Linked DNA regions of Homo sapiens: region 2 is linked to region 1. Evidence: chromatin loops called from intact Hi-C (ENCODE). Cell type or tissue: Caco-2. All regions are shown on one strand. Links, peaks and the distances in the headings refer to the core of each region. The heading gives the core; the rest is flanking DNA. Region 1 holds the start of LOC105376091 (a long non-coding RNA gene). Region 2 has its middle 400 kb from the start of PCSK5.

Region 1 (2,927 bases), core at 263-2,762:
TCTATTTAAGGAGCCTCTGCAGTACTTGGAAGTCCAGAAACAAATGAGAGAAAAAGTAGAGATACTTCTTTTTTTCTTTTCTTTTCTTTCTTTTTTTTTTTTTTTTTTTTTTTTTTTGAGACAGAGTCTCATTCTGTCACCCAGGCTGGAGTGCAATGGTGGGATCTTGGCTCACTGCAACCTCCACTCCGCCGGGTTCCAGCAATTCTCCTGCCTCAGCCTTCTGAGTAGCTGGGATTACAGACACCCACCACCACATCCAGCTAATTTTTGTATTTTTAGTAGAGACGGGGTTTCACTATGTTGGCCAGGCTGGTCTTGAACTCCTGACCTCAAACGATCTCCCACCCTTGCCTCCCAAAGTGCTGGGATTGCAGGCATGAGCCACTGTGCCTGGTGAGATATTTCTTAATGTGGTATTTAGGAAGAGGGAAGGAAAGTTTTTAGCATAGACGCTCTTGAGAATTCTATTCAAATTAGCAATTTGTTGCAGTATCTACTGTGAGTCAAGCACTGGGCTGGACTGTGGGGATATAATGTTGAGTAACAGCCCTTACCTCTCAGGACGTTTGCAGTCTAGATGATAGTTGAGACACCACTGCTGGGAATACTTGTATTGGACTGAGAAAGGACATAGTTTTAGACAATAAGCTGCAACGACAGAATATAGTCATGCACTGCATAACAACTTTTCAGTTAATGATAACATATATGACAGTGGCCATATATATGGTCCATTATAATAGACTATAAAAGATTATAATAGAACTGAAACATTCCTGTCGCCTAGTGATGTTCTAGCTGTCCTAATAACATAGCACAATGCATTACTCAGGTGTTTGTAGTGAGGCTGGTATAAACAAACCTATTGCATTGCCAATGGTATAAAAGTCTAACAGATACAATTAGGTACAGTACATAATACTTGATAATTATAATAAATGACTATTTTGTTTATGTATTTACTATACTATACTTTTAATCATTATTTTAGAGTGTACTGCCTCTGCTTATTAAAAAAGTATGAGAAACAAACTTACCCATTCAAACCCAAAGAATGGACTTAGAGACCCGGAGAACAGCGAAAGTGAGACTTTTAATGACAGTCTTGCAAGATCCGTGTTTGATGGACAGGCACACCCAGTACAGTTTTAACAAGCAGTTTATCCCCTAGTGCGCAAGTCCCTCCCCCAGTTCCTTAGAGGCTGAGTGCTATGGGGTCACAATCTTCCTGGACGTTGCCTATTGATTGTTGGGTAGGGGCTTTAGGTGTTTTCTTTAGGGTTGTCTTGCCGCATTTTGTTGCAGCCCACAATGCATTACAATCCTAGTTAGCTCAGGGGCTCTTTAAATATTTGACTTATGACCTAAGTAGCTGGGCAGGCTGATAAGAATAGATAAAGCGAGCTATTTTGCAGGCTAGAAAGCTTTCATTTTAGACTAAACTTTTTTGGTTCTGGTGAGGGCAACTAAGCGTTGGGGGGAAGAAAGGGGAGGGGGAGGCCGACAAGCAGGCATTGGCTAGCCAAGCAGTGGCCTAGTATATCTTGTTTCTTCTGTAGTTTGCTAACCTAAGTCAATTCAAGGCACTTTGTCTTGAAAATGGACCACTGTATACATTATTTCCTTCAAAAAGTTTACTGTAAAACAGCCTTAGGCAGGTCCTTTGGGAGGTTTCTAGAAGAAGGCATTGTTATCATAGGAGATGACAGATCCATGTGTACTATTGCCCCTGAAGGCCTTCCACTGGGACAAGATGTGGAGGTGCAAGACAATGATATTGATGTTCCAGGCCTAGGCTAATATGTGTGTTTGTGTCTTCATCTTTAACAGAAAACTTTCAAAAGTTAAAAAAATAAAAAAATTAAAAGAGAAAAGAGTTATAGAATAAGAATATAAAAAAGAAAATATTTTTTCTATGCCTGTATAATGTGTTTGTGTTTTAAACTGTTATTACAAAAGACTCAACAAATTAAAAAAAATTAAAAGTTTATTAAGTAAAAACCTTACAGTAAGATAAGGTTAATTTACTGTTGAAGAAATAAAAAAAATTTAAGTAAATATAGTGTAGCCTAAATGTACAGTGTTTATAAAGTCTGCAGTAGTGTACAGTAATGTCCTAGGCCTTTGCTTTCACTACTCACTCACTGATACTCCCAGAGCAACTTCCAGTCCTGTATGCTTCATTCATGGTAAGTGCTTGTATTACTCTGGTCTCACACTGCTAATAAACACATGCTTGGGACTGGGTACTTTAGAAAGGAAAGAGGTTTAATGGACTCACAGTTCCACATGGCTGGGGAGGCCTCAAAATCATGGCGGAAGGCAAAGGAGGAGCAAAGTCACATCTTATATGGTGACAGGCAAGAGAGCATGTGCAGGGAACTCCCTTTTATAAAACCATCAGATCTCATGAGACTTATTCACTATCACGAGAACAGCAGCGGAAAAACCCGCCCCCATGATTCAGTTACCTCTCACCAGGTCCCTCCCATGACACGTGGGGATTATTACAATTCAAGGTGAGATTCGAGTGGGGACACAAGGCCAAACCATATCAGTGCTCTCTATAGGTATACCATTCTTAATCTTTTAAATACTATTTTTTACTGTACCTTTTCCATATTAAGTATATTTAGATGCACAAATACTTAACGTGTTACAACTGCCTACAGTATTCATTACAGTCACATGCTGTTAAGGTTTGCAGCCTGGGAGCAATAGGCTACTCCTTGTAGCCTAGGTATGTAAGTAGGCTAGAAAATCTAGTTTTGTGTGAGTACACTCTATGATGTTGGCATAACAACAAAATCACCTCATGATGCATTTCTCGGAGCTTATCTGCTTGTTAAGTGACACATGACTGGAGATCAGCTTTGAGCACTTACTGCATATTTTTGACTGTGCTGGTTACAATAGAACGAGAC
Region 2 (2,927 bases), core at 312-2,811, 360 kb after region 1:
GTGACTAAATTCTAGTCTCTGGAACATAGGTAGAAATAAGATATGCCACTTCTGGGCTTGGCCTTTAAAGTATCCATGTGATTGTAAACACCTTCTTTGTCCCATCCATGAAACAGGCATTGGAACATGCCCAGTGATAGAGACATACAGTGGAAGAAACCCAGATACCTGAGTCACTGCCTGAAGAAAGCTGCCTAGAGAAGCCATCCAGCCTGACACAGATGATGACATAAGCAAGAAACAGTTTTTTATTGTAGAAAGCCACATAAATTTAGGTGATTGTTACTGCAGCATTGTTCTGCAGCATTGTTTATCCAATTCTGACTGATAGAGAAAAGAAGCCCAAGTAATGCTACATACTGTTGTTACATATTTTCCCCAAGGAGCAGTCTAGGATCCTATGTTTTTTTAAGTCCACACAGCTTTACCAGGACCTAGTTACTAGACCCAAAGGGTGTAGGAAGAGCCCCAGGCTCACTGAAGTTCCCCACAAAACTTCTATGGCAGCCAATTTAGAAAAGGATCATCGATGTTGCTCTGAATATTATAAGCATTGCTTTAACCCAGGAGACACACAGCATTATCTGATACGATTTGACATTTATTTCATGGTTATTAAGCCTAAGACAGAAACTTTTCTTGACATAGAGAAAATCTTAAGCCACATAGATTATTTGTCCACATTACTAAAGTTAGAAACTTTTAAGAAAGTACAAGGCTAGCCGTATGATATCCAGATGTTTACAATTTAGCCTATGTGAATCTTCAACGGCATTTTAGTCCCAAGGTGATATACCCTAGTTATTTCTTAGTGGGAGCTTTTTATTTCTTTGTTACTTTAGAATACCTCTCCTTCTAACATTAGATTTAAAATGGATGTATCATTAATTGCTTGCCTTGGACACTTTATCCAATGCATGCAAAAATGCAGTTCTTTTAAGTACGGTCATCAAATAGTGTAAAAGAAAACCACAAGCCATAATGGACAGATCATCATCTCTAGGTGATACATACAGTATATGATTCTTGCCCCTCAAACTACCCAGGCTGTTTTCAGAAAAATATGGCAATAGAGGCTGCTTCCCTGCCAGGTCCTAGTAGGAAGCTGTCTGTTTCACAAAGAGTATCTGTGCAACAAGCCTACAGATCATCTGTCCAACTGATTATTCTGAAGTTTCCCAGTGTTGACATATTTTGAGCCTGACATTAACACCTTCAAAAATAAATGGCCAATTTGGAAGGATCTTGGTGATAACCAGCTGTAAATAACAATAATTCCTCAAGTTGCTTTTAATGGAAACTCTCAGGCATTTTTCTAGAAGTTTGACTTTGTTTTTTTCTCCAAATAATGTGTTTTCTCACTTCTGCATGTTCTATTTCTGACCAGTACCTGACGTGTAACACTGTTTAGAAGTCTGCTCTGACAAAAGCACACTGCTGTGACTGGATATAGATAATATCTACTCCTGGGTTGCAAGGTGACCTTTCAAATTATTTAACTTCCAGGTTTCACTATTCCCAGCCAAACAATGGTAATCATGCCTACCAACAGCTTAAAGTGAAGGCATCATTGGCTTTATGCCATATATAAGCAGATTCCAATTTTAACTCTGCCATCTGCTGGCTGTGTGACCTTGAGCAAGATTCTTAACCTCTCTGAATCTCAAGTTTTGCAGTGTTACTGTGAAGTGTTAAGAGTTAAGCGGGTGGTCTATAAGGTCTCTAACTCAGTGTCTGATACATTGTAAATAATAAATATTCATTCCTTATAAAGCAGTTGAAACTCACTGGCCTAGGAGTACTGCTACAAAACCGTGAAGGAGGGTTACTGAGATTTCTCAGCAGGTTGCTTTTATCCAAAATATTCATAAAGGGAGCTGGGGTTACCTATGGCCATGTCTGCTCTACCCTAGAAAGGGAGAAGCAGGGTATACAAAAATCATTATTATCCCTGGTTTTACAACTTCTAAGGTTATTTCCAGGGATCAGACTTGCTGTGCATAAAAATTGCTGTTTGTGTCTGTCAGGTGGATGGGGCACTGTGCTGAGACAGAAGGATGCATCAGCCCCTGCTTTCAAAGAGCCTGGAAAGAGAAAGCAAAGCTTTCAACACACAAGTTGCCCAATAGCAACACAATAAAGCCATTATCAGTCATGTAAACCTCATCGGTCCAGGAAGCACATGTTCCCTCCAAGCTCAATAACTTATGGGTCTGCTCAATCAACACTGCTAAATTTTCTTGGCCTCACTGCCTCCAAAATGAAATCCTTCCAGCTGTGACTCTTTAGAATTGCAGGTTAATTCCTTACACTTAGCAGAATCATTAGGAAGGCAAGCTTGAATGGGGAAAAATGAGCTAATATGAAAAGTATAAGATGCAACCTAAGAGGTATTTGAATTGATGCTATCCCCTGTTTTTATCCTGGACCAGTCTCAGTTGTGAGTACACTCAAAGCACGGAGGGGGTCTGTGGATTGTGTTTTCTGCCCCCATCACATCCTATAGCTACCCTCAAAGTCCATATCCTCCATTAAACAACTCTAGATCCTACAAATGAATGTCATCTCTGCCTTCTGTGAATTAATTTTTAAGTCAAACATATTTTTCTTTAGATATAAGAGGTAAGGTATAGTGAACAAGAGCAAGGACCTAGAAACCCAACCATCCTGAGTTCAAGTTATGCCTTTACCCTTAACTTGCTGTATGACTCAAGCTTACAGAGCCTTAATTATAGCATTTTCAAAAGTAAGAGATGATGTTACACGATAGAGTTATTATAAGCATTAAATAAAATCATGCATTTAAAAGACTTAGCAGATGCCCATAGTGTGCAAAATATCATGGTGGTTGTTATCATGTTGTTATTATCATTATTATTCTCTCTCCTACTTTAGCATAAACTCACAGAGGATAGGGACAAGGCTTC

The links. A loop is a pair of places that touch in the nucleus more often than their neighbours do. Peaks named below come from ENCODE experiments on the same cell type or tissue, not always from the same donor. Only the 100,000 strongest peaks of a DNase experiment are listed, where the experiment ranks them.
Region 2: a loop joins it to region 1, with 11 times the contacts of the local background. A loop is called at or near these places in 3 of 110 quality-filtered maps.

What each region holds. Positions count from the first base shown.
Region 1 is chr9:75,850,531-75,853,457 of GRCh38, reverse strand. It overlaps LOC105376091 (a long non-coding RNA gene), which reads right to left and starts at 622. Exons shown (of 3, transcript XR_929952.2): 1 at 558-622. In Caco-2, for the core only: no CTCF peak of the experiment used is centred there; a DNase peak (open chromatin) is centred at 1,317.
Region 2 is chr9:75,490,966-75,493,892 of GRCh38, reverse strand. No RefSeq gene overlaps it. Among named protein-coding and RNA genes, the nearest start is that of PCSK5, 400 kb to the left of the region's middle. In Caco-2, for the core only: no CTCF peak of the experiment used is centred there; no DNase peak of the experiment used is centred there.